Regions from separate parts of the Homo sapiens genome. Here region 1 is linked to region 2. A link is a loop called in an ENCODE intact Hi-C map of the cell type or tissue named here. Cell type or tissue: heart right ventricle. All regions are shown on one strand.

Region 1 (8,000 bases), 110 kb before region 2:
ACCTCATATTCCTTGGTGAGGGTCTAGCCATTCTACCAGGCAACCCAGAAGGGCCAGCCTAGAATGAAGGGTTCTAGAATGGGTGGTAGAATAGGGAGATGATGAGGATCAGCTATACAATCTTGGGACCAAATGCATAAGTGGGGGCTGTGGTTTGTCCCACTATCCCTCTTTTTATTTATGGCTCCAGGAATTGTGACAGCAGAATTCAGAAGAAACTGTATCTGGATGGAGCAAATTTAATGTGAGAAGCAAGTGGATCTGAGCAATGCAAGGGGTGAATTGTCATAAATGCTGTGGTGCCTGCCCAGATTTGTGTCACGGGGCCATAATATTGTCTCTCAGCTGCTGTAAATGTTGGCTGCTGTAGCACTATGCATTCTTTCACACTTAGCTTTTGTCCACTCATCATTGTTATGGTTATATTCTTTCATATGGTTGTAAGTAGCTGTAATGTAGTTCATTTATTTGTTTTTACTGCTCTATAGCATTCAACTGCATGAATATACCACAATTTGCTCATTCCATGCTTCTATTGATGGATCTTTGAATTGTTTACTGTTTTTGGCTGCTGCAAATAATGTAGCTATGAATATTCTTTTACCTGTCTGAATACACACACATATGTTTTTGTTGGGTTTCTATCTAGGAGTGAAATTATTAGATCAGAGGGTACACAAATGTTCTAGATAACAGATATTGTTGAACAGTTTTCCAAAGTGGTGTGTGTCCTGTTAGGAACTATTTCACAATTCTACAGGTGTGAAGATATTCTCCTATATTATCTTCTGTACTTTTTACTTTTTAACTTTATATCAGTAATCAATTTGGAATTAATTTTTGTGCATGACATGAGGCAGCAGTCAAGTTTACATTTTTTTCCACATGGAAATCAATTAATGTTTGATTTAAAACACTTTTTAAAAGATTTTCCTTTCCCCAATGTTCTCCAGTACGGTATCGTGCAATGTTTTGTTTGTTTGATTTTTTCTCCATAAAAGAGCTTTAGTTCTAAGCAAGTAATTAGACAGTTATTTGGTTGAACCTCTTATGATGTTGGTGTTATTATCCCCATTTTACTATGAGGAAACTGAGGCATATGGAAATTAATTTAGTGAACAGGCTCTTCTGTACAAAGATGCACCTCATAATGCCTTAAACAAGGTAGACATTACTTTATTTATTTATTTTTGTGGGTATTAGGATGGAGGTAGGTGGCCCAGGGCTGCTAGATATGAAAATAAATAAAATTTAAGAGCTATTGGAATCCCCCAAACACTTTCAGCCTTGAGAGAGATATGACTGTGATCTGAGTTAAATATTGTTACCATCTCTGCTCTTAGATTATAGATTAACTCGCTTTCTTATTTTTCTTGTTTAGTTCATTGGCTGGAGAGAATTAAACACCAAATACTTTAAGCCTTGAGAGAGATATGACTGTGATCTGAGTCAAATATGGTTACAATCTCTGTTCTTGTTTTATAGATTAACTTGCTTTCTTATTTTTCTCGTTCGGTTCAATGGCTAGAGAGAATTAAACATCAGGAACAAAACCTCCTGCCTTCTTAATTAATGACTCTTAGATTAATTTCTCCTTTGTTGTCCTGCTTTGCCTAGACCAGATGACAGAAAACCCATGGTTATTACACCCTCTGTAAGAGTGTGTCAAGTGTACCCTTCCCAGAAAGAAACACTGCCTATAAGCAAATTGCTATGTGTGCCAACCTTGTATGAATAAGGTAATTCTGCTAAAATCTCCTCTGTCTCTGCCTATAGAAATGAAATCTTAATTTCCTTACTTTCGAACACTGACTCTATTCCTTTGGAGGTGGTGTTTCTGGGTGGTACATCTTCCCACTTGGGCTTCAAGAAACTCTCTTTAAGTTAGATTTTGATTATTTTAGGTTGACATAGGGAACCTCTGCCATCTTCAGTTGGTGTCCATTTCTGGATCCAGCATGGTTGCTTCAGTTCCCACGCTCGTGTTCTCATTGCACAGGGAAGAAAAGAAGATCACGAAAATGCATGCCCTTTATTTAATGAATGTTACCTGGAAATTGTGCACTTCTACTCATACACTTCTGGCCAAATTCAGTTATACAGCCACACTCACATGCAGAGGAGCCTGGGAAATGGGAGTCTTACTTTAGGTGACTAGTGGTGTCTTTGGGTTCTCTATTACTAAAGAAGAAAAGGAGAGAATGGATACTGGAACTGCTAGCCATAGGCATGTACTTGGTTGCAGCACATCTGAGATTCACATGAAAGTCTATGAACTCCAAGCTGTACTGTACAGCCCTTGGCATCCAGCTGGACCACAACAGTTTGCCCCTTGAAAACCTTCTTGGGATACATTCCTGTCAGAATTTCATTTCTAGATATCTCTCCAGGAATGTAGGGGTATGTGTGTGCGTGTGTGTGTGTGTGTGTGTGTGTGTATCCTTTTATTAGAAAACAAAATTATTTAACTTAATGTATTTCTTTTTCTTGCTGTAGCTATCAGAAACCCTGAGCTAAATTTAAAGACATTGCTCTTGTTAGTGAAAAAGTTTCTAAATCTGTTTTACTCCTTCCTCTAGTGACTTCACTTACCAGGTTTTGTTTCTCTCTTACCTTCTTTTCCAGGCCCTTCCTTCCTTTCTCTCTCTTTCCTTCTCACCCATCTTTGTGTCTCTCTGTCTCTTCTATTCTCAAAAGCTCTGGCGCCCTGTTGTTTCCTCTCCATATCCCCACTGCCCATATTTTGACAAAGAATAAGCCAAGGAGGGGATGGGAATAGGGTGGGGAAGAGGATGAAGACAAGTAGTGAGTCAAAAATGTCCCTCTCACATATTCATTTTTTAAAACTTTTATTATTAGTTTTTATTACACAAGTAATACATGTTCATTGTAGAAAAATTAGAAAACACAGAAAAGCAAAAAGAAAAAATAATCACCCATAATCCCACTACCCATAACTACTATTAACATTTTAGTGTATGTCCTTCTAGCTTTCTTATGCATATATATACATACATAGATATATTTATATATAATTTTCTTTTTTACAAATATTGTGTCATACTATACATACTGTTTTATAACATGTGTTTTTCATTTAATATATATTGTGAACATCATTGTTTATTCCCTGAAAAATTTTACAGACACTACATGCTCATTGTGGAAAATTAGAAGTTACAGATATGCAAAAAGAAAATATAATTGCTCCAAATCTCACCTCCCAGAGATAAATGCTTTTACACTTTGGCAAGTATCCTTTCAGACTCTTTAATGCACACATGCATACATATATTTTTAAAAAGGGATCGTACTATAAATATTCCTCTATAACTTCCTTTTTCATCTAACAATATAGCTTGTACATTTCAATAAATACACATATGGTGCTTATTCTTAACTGGTACACAGTATTCCATTGAAAGGATGTACCATATTTAACCAACCCTATAAAGTAGGCTTATTTACATTTTTCTGCTTATCCAAATAATGCTGCTATAAACATCCTTTCTTGCATATACTTTTTGAATAATGAATAAATACATCTTAGCTCATTTTATTTTCTGACCCATTTAAAGGAGAATTTCCCTAAAGTGGAATTACTAGGCATGCAGGAAAACTATATTACCAAAATATTTTTTCAGAAAGGTGGAATCAATTTACATTCCTGTTGACTCTGTAAGAGGTTTATTTCTGTACTTCCTTTTTGTCCCTGGGAATTTTAATTCTTTATACCGTTTGCCTTTCTGACATATAAAAAGGAATATATCATATTAACTTGCATTTTTTATTACTAGTATATTAAAACACTTTTTCATATTTATTATTAGTAGGTTATTTTAGTTTATTGTGCATTGCCAGTTTGTGTTCTTGGTCCAATTTTCTGTTGGAAAGTTTGATTCTCCTTGAATTATAAAATGTCATTTATTCATTCATTATTCACTCATTCAATAAGTATGTTTTCAGCATTTGCTTTGTGTAGCACTGTGTTAGGTGTTATGGATACAACAATAAGCAAAATAGACATGGTTGCTGCCTTCTTATACTTCCAATTTAATAGGGATAAACAGGCAATTAAACAAGCAATAATGAAAACGTTCAATAAGGAAAGAATGAAATGGAAACACTTGGTTGAGAAGGGGATTGTAGATCATGGAAATGTCCCAAAAGTAGTGATGTTTAAGCTCTTAATATGTATTTGAGATCTATACTTTTTGTAGCATATATTGTTTTCTCAATTTGGTTTGTTATTTTTTACTATATAGGAGTTTAGCATTTTTAATCAGTCAAATTCCATCCATCCTTTCTTTCTGTTTTTTTCCTTTGGTGTCACTCAAAGAAAGGCTTCTTTCACACTAAAATTATATAAATATCCATTCACATTGCCTGCTAGTCTTGTTGTATGTTTATTTATGTGCTTGAATATGTAAATCTTTATTTCATCTGGAATTTATTCTGATAAAAATTATGAGGTATAGGTCTAATATTTCTCTCAAGAAATAGCTAACCAGCTATCCCAATATAAATTAATAATCCAAACTTTTCTGATAGATCTGAAATGTCATTTTTATAATATACCCAATTCTTTTATATTCTTAGGTCTATTATGGTCTATATATTTAATTCTAATAATTTATCCTGAGGCCAATAGTATCACAGCTTTTTCTCATCCTACCTATGGTTACCTGAAAGTTGAGCATTTTGTATTTGGTGACATTCCTAAGACAAAGAAATGATAGACGTTGCCTGGGTATGTGGGTAGGGTGGGAAGTTTGACCGGATGATATGCTTAATCCTTTCAATGTTGACACTTTCAGAGTTTTAAATTCCAGATGGGATCATTGTTAATCTGGTCCATTTGTTTGCTGTTTAAAACAAAGTAGATGCTTTTACATTCTGTCTTTATTTCACCTCACTCTGAAGCTCAGCTTTCAGTAGGTGGCAGTATTGCCAAACACTCAGTATCCCGACTGGTTTCGTAGGAGCACAGAGAAACAAAATGGTCTGGCAATTTTAGAATTTCCCCCAAGAGCTTTAACTCATTAGAGGAGGCATCAGGACTATGCTACTTCTAAAGCTTTCTTTATACCCCTGAATAATGGCATAACCAGAGGTTTGCAGTGAGTCTGCTCCTAGATGCGTGCAAAACATTAGCGGACAGAATTTTTTTTTTCTGGCTTGTTTTTTTTGTTTGTTTTTTTAAGTGACACCTTGGCCTTGTGGGCATTTCTTCACTTATCTTACCCAAAAGTGCCTTTGGGCCCAGCCACTGACTGATTTAAAACCCAGAAATGTGGTTTTAAACAATGTGGTCGTGGTGGAATTCAGGTGATTTTTATTTTCTATTTGGTAGTATTTTTCAGATTTCCCACAAAGAACATGTATTGTCTTTGTAATTTGAAAAAAAAATCAACACAGGATAGTAAAGATATGGTGGGAAAATGGGTGAATGTATGCCACAAAAGTTTACATCATTTTCTGTTTCAAGCCTGTGGGTACATGCGACAAAATGAGTTCAATGTTCTCTTCTTAACCCTAGAGATCAGCTCAGTGTTATTGCTAATCTGAAAGCGAATTACCAGCAGGAAGCCGAGACAGTAGAACTTTATCGCTTGGAACCACACCTGAGAAAATCCTTTGGTAGGTGAGAGGAGAGTGGGGCAGCTCCTAAGGGATGCATTGGCCTGTCTAATGTGAGACGGTGAATTACCTACTGTAACCTTGGGCCAGTGTAGGTTACCAGGGTTTTGAGCACTAAACTTAATTTTAGTATATGCTACTGAAAGAGGATCTTTAGATCTTGGAGTTTATCCACGGGAACTACAAAACTGATCAAAGGCTGGAAAACAGGCACTATGAATAAAAGATACGGTAGCTGAATATATTACCTTAAATATGCAAACTCTGGCTAGGTAATTAGACAAATTCCCATCTCCATGAATAGCTACTATAGCCTTTTCAGACATGGAGGTGAGACCTGAATTTATTAACAGTCTTCAGTTGTACAAAGGACAATTGCACAGAAGGTAAGTGTTACTTTCACACTGAGGCTAAGGTGAGAATGAACACAAGTTAACCAAGCAGAAGTTATTTAGGTCAGGCATTTAGAAGAACGTGCTGAACAAGATTGGGCTTATCAGTTAATAACTTTTGCATGGATTAGTAGGAACTAGATTGAAGCTAGAGTTCAATATAGTTGAAGTATAGGAGAGGGCAGAGGCAGGTGCTGAGAGCTGCCAAACTGGGCTACTTCAAAATTTCAAAAACAATGGATCTTAAATGAAATGACCTTAGTGGGTGAAAATGAATTAGATTCAGGAAAGGATATTAAGCTGAAATCAAGGTTTGCAGACCAGATAAGTCTGGATTGCTTGCTTTTCCAGGGAGTATTTACCCTAAGAGTCTTTAAATAGCCAAATTGTTTTACAAATATTTGATTCAGAAAATTGTGATTTTCTCATATAGCTTTCCACGGCTACTTCTTTTTTTTGAAGCCAGGTATACCTATAACCATGCATTAATTACTGGTTCCTTGGAACACAACTCTAGATTCAAAGAATAAGGCCAAAAACCAGCTGGTATGATCTAAATAGAGACCTGTATAACGTTCTCTTCCAACCCTTTAATTCTTTCACTTTCAATCAAAAGAGCTAGAAGACAATTCCAAGTATAATTTCCACATTGGATATTAGGGTGAACTATAAGAAATTGCCATTTTGTAGGTCAAAACAGTCACATATAGGAAATTTCATATAATTCAACCTAATACAATAATTATTACAGTAGTTCATCTTCACTAAAGCAAAAGGCCTTAATATATTTAGTTTTTAGGTAAAAATATTGGTATACATATAAATGCCTGTGCACATAAGTATTGGTAAAGAACAGGGTTGGGACTAAAGATGTGTCTTGGATAAACCACTTATCGGCATCTAGCTCATCCTTCTATTGTACTGGACACTGGTGCCTCCTGTCTGACTTGAAGGTTTTTCAGACTATGGAAAACAAGAAAAAAAGTGCAAAGACTTGATCTCTCAACCCATGGGAAATTCTGTCTGGGAAATGGGCCAAAGGAAGAACAGGAGACGGTATAACAAAATTTGTACCATGTTACAAGTTTAGTGAAGGAAGATCACAACAAAGCTGTGAGCAGAAAAACAAAGCATGTGGCTTCCTCCTTTCTAAAATATAGTATTGCTTAATGTGTCCTGCTTTCAAGAGTCTAAGCATAAGACAAGACACCAAGTACACGTTGGAAAAATCTTATCTGCATAGTCATCTAAAATGAGACAAGCTTAGCTTAACTAAAAAACTTTATTAACAATGTAAAATGTTAAATATTTTTATAATCTGAGCTAATTCCAGCATGCCCTATAAGATTTAACACTATGCTGATGTGCAGACACCATGCTTCAGATTTCAATTAGAACAAAATGTAATAATATTTGATTTTACATTTGAGGGCAATTGTATATGTTACTACACCATTTCCTAACTGGATTACTTCATTCTCCAAGAAGCTGAAAAAGACATCATTGGATCAAAAAGAAATTAGTTGCCCATATGCATTTGTACGAAGGTATTAGGATTATTGTGTATTTACAAAATTTTAGTACTTTTCATATGTGGTTTTTGTTGCTTTATAAATTAAGATACTTTTATGTTGAAGCTCTTAGATTCTGACAGAATGGAAGACTAAATGTAAATGAGTGCAGAGAAAGCAATAGGTGAGGTGGTATATGTTTGCTTATAATATTATTTCTAATGATATTGATAGATTGGATTTTTGAACACAGTTTTTCAGTTTTAAATAGATTTCTATGTTTAAAGACTTCTTTCATATACGATAAATTTTAACATGAGATCAGCAAGAGCTATAGATATACTATTATATGTGAAATATTTTTCCTCTGTATAATACATTTAAAAAACCTTTAAATAATTTAAAAATCATAATTCTTGCATCTGTCATGGCGTGGTTTGGAGCAGACATGCACAAT
Region 2 (8,000 bases):
AGCTCATACCCCTTCATTAAAAGCTACATATGTAGAAAATAATAAAGTTGACAAAAAACCAAGTGTTAATCACGGTGATGATGACAATACCTTTCTAAAAAACAATTATTGAGGTATACTTTATATGCCATAAAATTAGCTCATTATTAGTTACAATTCAATGACTTTTAGTAAATATACAGTATTGTATAACCATCACCATAGTCCAATTCTGGAACATTTCCATCATCCCAAAAAGATTTCTCGAGCTCATCTGTAGTCTCTACCTGCTCTCGCCTCCAGTCCTAGGTAACCACTAATCTACTTTCTGTCTCTATAGATTTGCTTTTCCTGGGCATTTCACATGAATGGAATCATATGACATGTGATGTTTTGTGGCTGGCTTCTTTCAGTTGGCATACTCTTTTTAAGGTTAGTTTATATTTTATCATGTATCCTTTATACGTAACACCTTTTTGAATGGCAGCATTATATAGAGGAAAAAGCATGAAAATCAGAAGCATGCAAACATGGGGCTGAATCAAAGCTGTGTCACTTCTTAGCTGTGTGACTTTGGGCAAGTTCCTCAATCTCTCTAGACCTATTTGTAGAATAAGAATAATAATCCCTCCCTCAGCTGAAAGGAAATAGCTGGGTTGTGATGACAAATAGTGGGCGCGCAAGAAATCCAGTTCTTCTCTCTAAATTTCGCCAAAAACCTTTGCTTTTCTCACTCCTGCTTCAAACTTTAAAGTGACTCCTACAGCCTCCCTACCAGCCTTCACATCAAGCTTGAAACAAGAACCCACATAACAAATGATATCAGAAACGGAATTCCGCCAAAGGGAATCACATCCTTCATTAACGGAGCCCAGATGGTGAGGAACTAAAGGGATTTCCTTCAATTATATTGCTGTCATTTTTTATAACGAATGTTAAATTGCATTTAATTATTATTGTAAGGGGGGAAATGTGTCAAGTTCTATCCTAGAATATTTTATGGAGTTGGTTTTCCTTTGGCAAGGCTCTAAGAACATCTTATTTTCCCACTAATTCTTATAAAACTGCCCCCATTAACATCAACACACAGATAACATGCAAACAAGTAGCAAAGAGCTAAAAACACCAGAGTAAATAAAATCCACCTCAAGCCAGGTACCATGGTGCATTCTTGTAGTCCCAGCTACTCTGGAGCCTGAGGCGGGAGGATTACTTGAGTGCAGAAGTTTAAGACCAGCCGGGGTAACATAGCTATAATACCTCTCAAAGAAAAAAAAAATCCACCTGAAATCCTCCAAACTCAACTTTTAGTCAATAGTTTCAGACCTTTTCTTTCCTGAACCTTCAGAAGACCCTGAATTTTGTGTGTGTCGCAAAATAGACTGAATCGAACTCCTTGTTCATTCCTCCAGCCCACCATCTCTGATTAGAACATGTTCTCATTTTGAGTTCCAACTCAGAGGGATCCTAAATGCAATCCCATCCTATAATCTAGGACACAAAGTTTACAGAGTTGCTACTCCTTAGCCTTGAGAGAAAATTTCCTGTCCTAAATCTGCTTTTCCTTTTGAATTACTGTTTATCTGTACTTCTAAATTTACCAGTGCTCCTTCACATTTCTGATTTTTTTTTTCTGTCTCTCTCCTTGTCTGAGATTTATCACAGCTGTATTTCTTCACCAAACTCCTGAACCACTTAATTCCCCTCCATTTCCCGGATTTACTTCTTGTTAAGAATAGTATAAGAGTTAAAACAGAAAAGGATAAGGCTTCTCAATATTTTTACTAAATAAAATATGGTTATAACATATTTTGTTTATCCCTCTCTTCAAGGAGATGAGTACAGCATATCATTTTTCATGATATAAAATGCCTGTGGTCAAATGTAAAGTAATTATTAACAGAGGCAGTATATGGCTTTCCAATCTTTATAAACTTTATAATCACTATACATATTATTGGAATTAAAGATGGCAAACAGTGATTCTTTCAAATAGGTAAATTAGATATACTTCCTACAAGTGATCAGCTTGTAACATTATCAGGTGAGTCTAATTTGAACTTCTGCTGCGATAAAGCTATACTCACATAGATAAACAGGTAAATACTATATCCAGACTGAACAAAGCACTTAAATTAATGTATTGATGTATTTGTATAAGGATTCCTGTGTTTCCTTGCTCTAAGTACTTATCTTGAAAATAGGAACTGTTAACAAAATCCATGGCTAACTTTTTCCCCAATATTAAGAGATGAAAGAAAGTGTAGGTAGGGTCCCAAGAGAGAAGTTTTCACATACTGAATTATCTCCTAATACAGGCTAGAAAAACGATAAATCTGATGAAAATAAATAAAAATTTGGGGGACAAAATCATGTTAGGTTTATTGAGATATGTGAATTTCCCCAATCTTTAAAAACTGTTCTTATGCTAAAACTTACCCCTTCCTATCACCACAGTGAAGAGAGTAATTTATATCTAAGACCTTATTTTAGGGATTTTATTTTAGGCGGTATCATAGGAATTTATCTCATGGTATAAATAGTTTAGTAAATCTGGGATTTGGGAAAGAGTTTTTCTCTACAGCACAGGCCTTTTGTTCAGCAGCAGATGACAAAATAATTTTGAGGCAAGATGATTTAACTTCAGTTTGATGTCCAGCCATCCACCCCAAATCTTATGCTCCAAATTCCAGAATGTGGCCAGAGTATTGAAAATTAAGTTTTTAAAAAATCATTTGATCCAAATCTTCTAAATATATATACATATATGCAAGAATGACACAGCCTTCAAATTATGGTTTGGCCTATAGTTTGTGTATAGCTCTCTAGAGAATTTCGATCTTAAGGTTAAAATCTCAAATATGTGGAGATCATGTCTGAGGACTTGACTACCATAAAATTCTGTCAGCATCCATGCATCATGTATATGGATTACCAAATAATGCCGAGTCTCCTACCCTGAGATGGCAGCCAATTTTTGGTGTGCCTGACGGGCCATTTCACAGCCTTTGGTTCTTGTCTTGTGCATTTCCGCCCGGAGTGAGGGGCAGCTGACCGAGACATCCCCAATAGAAATGACCAGCTCTCGGTACAGGGCCACTTGTGTGTTGAACTCTTGGACAAGCTGGAAAAGAAGTGAGTTTTTTTTTTTTTACCAAACATTTCTCATCAGAAAGTTTCCTGTTTCGGAGTACATAAACAGGGGCTTTCACTGACCCCTGAGTCAGCTCCCCAGATCTCCAGCTAAGGAACCTAGGAATTGTTTAAAGCAGAAGGCACCAAAATGGCAAGTCTCTTTGTCCAAGGCAAGTATTTATTTCCATAGGCAAGCCTGGCCATGGAAGCTCTATTTCCAGACCTACTTCCCCTCACCCTTTCAGACTCAGTTTCTGAAGAGCAAGAGAGCATATTTGGAGCGCTACCATGCCACTCCCAGGCCAACAGAGAATGATGCTGGGGACTCCTACATAGACGGTCCCCTCTCCTACTGCTAGGACATGGCTTTTAAGTTGCACGGCGGGAGGGGCGGGGGAGGCGACAGGTAGGGTGTAATAGGCAAACCATTCACCTTTTGCTGGGCCACTGAACCTCTCGGCCTGACGGCCTGACGGGAAGACCAGCTACAGCCTCTGCGCTGGAACCTTCGACCCCTCCGCAGCGCCCCGTGCGCTGTATTTGGGTTTGTTTGCTACTCTGTCCCCAGAAAGCAGCATCCCCACCTCCTCATCCCTCCCTCCTCCGTGAGCGAGCCAGTTCACTGTGTCTTTCGCATCCACCATTCTTCGAGGGGGTACAGGCACAACCTACAGCCGCTGATCCCCAAGACCCTTGCTGTCACACTTCTTTCTGCAGGGTTATTACGACCAGGGTGTCACCCTGAATTTGGGGGACTGCAGATTTAAAAATAGTGCATGTGCCACGTGATCGGCATTGAGGAGCTGAGGGTGGGGGAGTGGCTGGCACTCAGGCAAATGATTAACATACATGACTCCCCCCACCCCCTCTCAATTAAAAAAAAAAAAAAAGAGGCGCAGTTTTCACCCACCATCTTGCAGTCGTCCAGGGCTCGTTGGGTTTTGTGGGCGCTCTCGGAGCCGCTGCCCCTGCGCTCCCAATCTCCGCTCTGCAGCGGGGGCTTGCTGATCTGGAAGATCGAGGAGCGGGTGGACCGGCTGGGGCGCTTTTTGCGCCCATTCGGTGCAGAACTCATGCATACACATCCACCAAGCCGAAGCCGCTGGTGCAGTGCGCCCCGGCGCGGGCGGCCCGGTTGTTGCCCTGGGCGCCGCCGCCAAGCAGCCGGAGCCCGGACCTGAGGCGCGCAGCTCACAGTGCTGGGGCTGGCTGCGCGGGTCGGTAACCTTCAGCTTGAAGGAGAGCCGGGGAAGCGCTAGCTGTGCCGTGCAGCATCGCTTCCACTAGCAGCGAGGAAGGAGCGCGATCAAGTTCTGCTCAGCAGCATTGCCGACCCTGTCCCGGGAGCTGGGCGCTGGCGCGGGCTCGCACTGCCTTCCTCTCGGCATGGATTGCAAGGCTGGGCGAGAAGGAACGCGCCGCCCGGCGGTTCCGAGTTTCCATTCAGGTGGGGGAGCAGCTTTCAAAGCCTGCGCTGCAAGGTGGGGGGCGGAAAGGGGTGTCGCTCTTGCTTCAGTGTCTTCCCGCAGCGGCACTCGGTTCGTCTTTCCCCTCCCTCCACTGTCGCCAGGCCTGGAAGGACTGGCCGTCCCCAAAGCAAGCAATTGGCTCTAATCGGCTGCCTTGATCCCTCGTCTCTAAGGGCTTGTCTGTTTGAAGATCCCAGATGAATCTGTGGCGGGACTGGCAGACGCAGAGAATCGGTCCGGCTGACGTTGTTCGCGGGCCCGCACATTGATAGGACGGGAATACTAATGTGATCTGTCCATGCAACCCCCTTCCCCCTCCACAGTTTATGCACTTATCCAATCAAATCCCCGGGAACATCAATTGCAATATTACTTCATCTGCTCTATTATTAGAAACGAAAAGTGTCATCAGAGTGGAGCACATGCCACATGCTGGGACCTAAACATGGATTTCAAATAAGCCAGTGTGGGCTTGAGGCCCTCACCAACTGAGACTGAGACAGGGGCCACAGGAGGGAGTGAGGTTTTGCTCCAAATGGAAGACCTCTTGATAACCTAAAAGGAGAGCTTTGTTTCCCTGAGTTGTTTTGTTTTTATTTTGTCCTTGTTCATGGAGGGGGAAAGAGGAGAGCCAGTGAGGCAGAATGCACAGAGGCATTCACTCAGATTGGGCCTCATCCCCATCCCATTTCAAGTAGTAAAGCTCTTGGTCTTGCATTGCAGGGTCTCAGGACTCAGCTCCTAGAGTTCCCTTCCGGAGACTTGAACAAATAAGAGCCAAGAGATCTCCCTGGACACTCAAAATGACCTTCTTCTCACTTATGGGATATCAGTAACCCAGAGGCCAACAGAGGTGGCCCAGAAAATCGGGGATGATTCTTGTGTGAAAGGAGTGGGGGTGAGGCCCTCAGCCATTTAAGTTCACCCTTCCCACTGACATCTTCCTAAGGTTCTTCTGGGAGGAAGAGAGAGTGTTGTGGCATTCAACTCTAAGGCTCTAAGGATGCTTGTTCTCCTGAATGATTTGTTTGGAGAGGGAGATAAAGGGGTCTCCCATAGGAAAACTAGTTATGTATTAGTAATCCTAATAAGAACAGATTAGAGGTTCCTGGTCAGTCTGTTAAAGGGATATGGAGAGTACATAGAAAGAGAAAGCCTGAAATAGCCAGGAAGGTTAATATCCTAAGGAGGGTGGCTTTACAACCTTTTCTACAAGACAAGTAAATATAATGGGGTACTATAATAAGAGAGTTATTTGGTCTTTGTCCCCAGTCCCTAGGGCAGAACTCCTAAAACCCTTAGAAATTGCCTGAGTTATTATGATAAGCCATCTTGTCACCAGAAAGACCAAGCCTTGATTAGTTGCTTGCAACTTTCAGCCTCATCCCCCAATCTCAGGGGATAGGAGAGGAGCTAGTGACTGCGTTCCTCACCAATGGCCAATTATTTAATCAATCATGCCTACATAAAGAAACCTCTGTAAAACTCCTAAACAACAATAGAGTGTGGGGAGCTTCTGGGTTGTGGAAGACATCTAGGTGCTGGAAGGGTGGTACACCAGGAAAGAGCATGGAAGTTCCATGTCCTTTTCCCATACCTTGCCCTATGTTTCTCTTCCAGTTGGCTGCTCCTCAGTTGTATCCTTTAGAATAGACTGCTAATAGTAAGTAAAGCTCTTTCCTGAGTGCTGTGAGTCATTCTAGTGAATTACCAAATCTGAGAAGGTGGTTATAGGAACCCCTGAATTTGTCGCCAAGATGGAGAGAAGAGTTGGTAACCTGTGGATCCCATACTTGTGACTGGCCTCTGAGATGAGGGCAGTCTTGTGGGACTGAGCCCTTAAACCTGTAAATCTGACGTTAACTCTGGGTAGTTAGTGCCAGAAATGAGTTGTAGGCCACCTAATTGGTGTTAGAGAGTTGGAGAAGTGCTATTGGAAAAGACATCATGTATTTGGGTGGGAAGGAAAAAAAACCTAACAGATGGATCACTGAGTGGATATTTGGCTACATTTTTTTTTTTTCTGAGTCAGGGTCTTGCTCCGTCACCCAGATTGGAATTTAGTGACACCATGAGAGCTCACTTCAGCCTCAACTTCCTGGGCTCAGGTGATCCTCCCACTTCAGCCTCCCAAGTAGTTGAGACTACAGGCACATGCCACCTAATATTTTGTAAAGACAGAGTTTTGCCATGTTGCCCAGGCTGGTCTTGAACTCCTGAGCTCAAGTAATCCACACACCTTCACCTGCCAAAGTGCTGGGATTACAGGTGTGAGCCACTGCGCCTGACCAGAACTTCACACAAGCTTGAGAGTGAGTTTTCCCTATCAAAGACTAGAGAAAGGAGGCATCAGCTCTCAGGCCCAGACCTTGGTGTGCTGCTATCCTCCAGGTGTTTAGATGTCCCAGAGACTGAGAGAAAGGGCTCTTCTGCTGGTTGAATCTCCCCAAATATAAGAAGATAACAGGTTAGTGCTTAGTCAGCTCCCTGACCCTTTCTCTTTCCTGCAATCTCAATTACCTCCCCTCCCTTCCTCCCTCCCTCCTTTTTTTCCTTCCTTCCTTCCCTCCTTCCTTCCTTCCTTCCTTCCTTCCTTCCTTCCTTTTTTCCTTCCTTCCTTCCTCTCTCTCTTCCTTCTCTCTCTCTTTCTTTCATTCTTTTGTTCATTCGTTCATTCTACGGAGTCTCACTCTGTTTCCCAGGCTGTAGTGCAGACTTCTGAGTAGTTCCACAGACATGCCTGAGTTGGCCGCTCCTGAGTTGTATTCTTTAGAATAGACTGGTAATAGTAAGAAAAGCTCTTTCCTGAGTGCTGTGTCATTCTAGTGAATTACCAAATCTGAGAAGGAGGTTGTAGGAACCCCTTCCTACAACCTGAGCTGAGTGGACCACAGGCACGTGCCACCACACCCGGCTAACTTTTGTATTTTTAGTAGAGACAAGGTTTCACAATGTTGGCCAGGCTGGTCTCAAACTCCTGACCTCAGGTGATCTGCCTGCCTCAGCCTCCCAAAGTGCTGGGATTGCAGGCATGAGGCTCTGTGCCCAGCCCCAATTTTCTTTCTACTTAACGCGTGTAAAGAGAGAAGCAGAAAAACACATCAGGTGCCTGGGGTTTTGTGAGGGGTGAGGATGCTTGGGATGATGAAGAGGAAGATAACAGAGAGACTGAGGGGCTTTAAAGAAGGATCGATAATATTCATTTGTAGATGGTTTAAGTCCTGTGTTATAAACCTCTTTCACTGTCACTAGCTTACCCCTGCACTCTCCACCCAACTTTCAGGAAAAGTCTGCTATAACCCATTGTTGGTGGTGCTTTGGAGAACTAAGGGAAAAGGGGCTACCTTTTACATGTGTGTGCACATGGGTTGAAGAGGATAGGACACTGGAGATCAGTCTGCTGGAAATCTTTTTCCA

Evidence for each region. A loop is a pair of places that touch in the nucleus more often than their neighbours do. Peaks named below come from ENCODE experiments on the same cell type or tissue, not always from the same donor. Only the 100,000 strongest peaks of a DNase experiment are listed, where the experiment ranks them.
Region 1: a loop joins it to region 2, with 5 times the contacts of the local background. A loop is called at or near these places in 29 of 110 quality-filtered maps.

The regions. Positions count from the first base shown.
Region 1 is chr5:64,609,494-64,617,493 of GRCh38, reverse strand. RGS7BP (regulator of G protein signaling 7 binding protein) reads right to left here. Exons shown (of 6, transcript NM_001029875.3): 6 at 5,175-8,000. Among named protein-coding and RNA genes, the nearest start is that of SHISAL2B, 77 kb to the left of the region's middle. In heart right ventricle, CTCF peaks have their summits at 4,731 and 4,934 (motif pointing right); a DNase peak (open chromatin) is centred at 4,947.
Region 2 is chr5:64,502,814-64,510,813 of GRCh38, reverse strand. RGS7BP (regulator of G protein signaling 7 binding protein) reads right to left here and starts at 4,799. Exons shown (of 6, transcript NM_001029875.3): 1 at 4,025-4,799; 2 at 2,937-3,103. The coding sequence starts at 4,189. In heart right ventricle, a CTCF peak has its summit at 4,270; DNase peaks (open chromatin) are centred at 4,423 and 4,473; H3K4me3 peaks cover 2,380 bases; H3K27ac peaks cover 1,127 bases; H3K27me3 peaks cover 2,875 bases.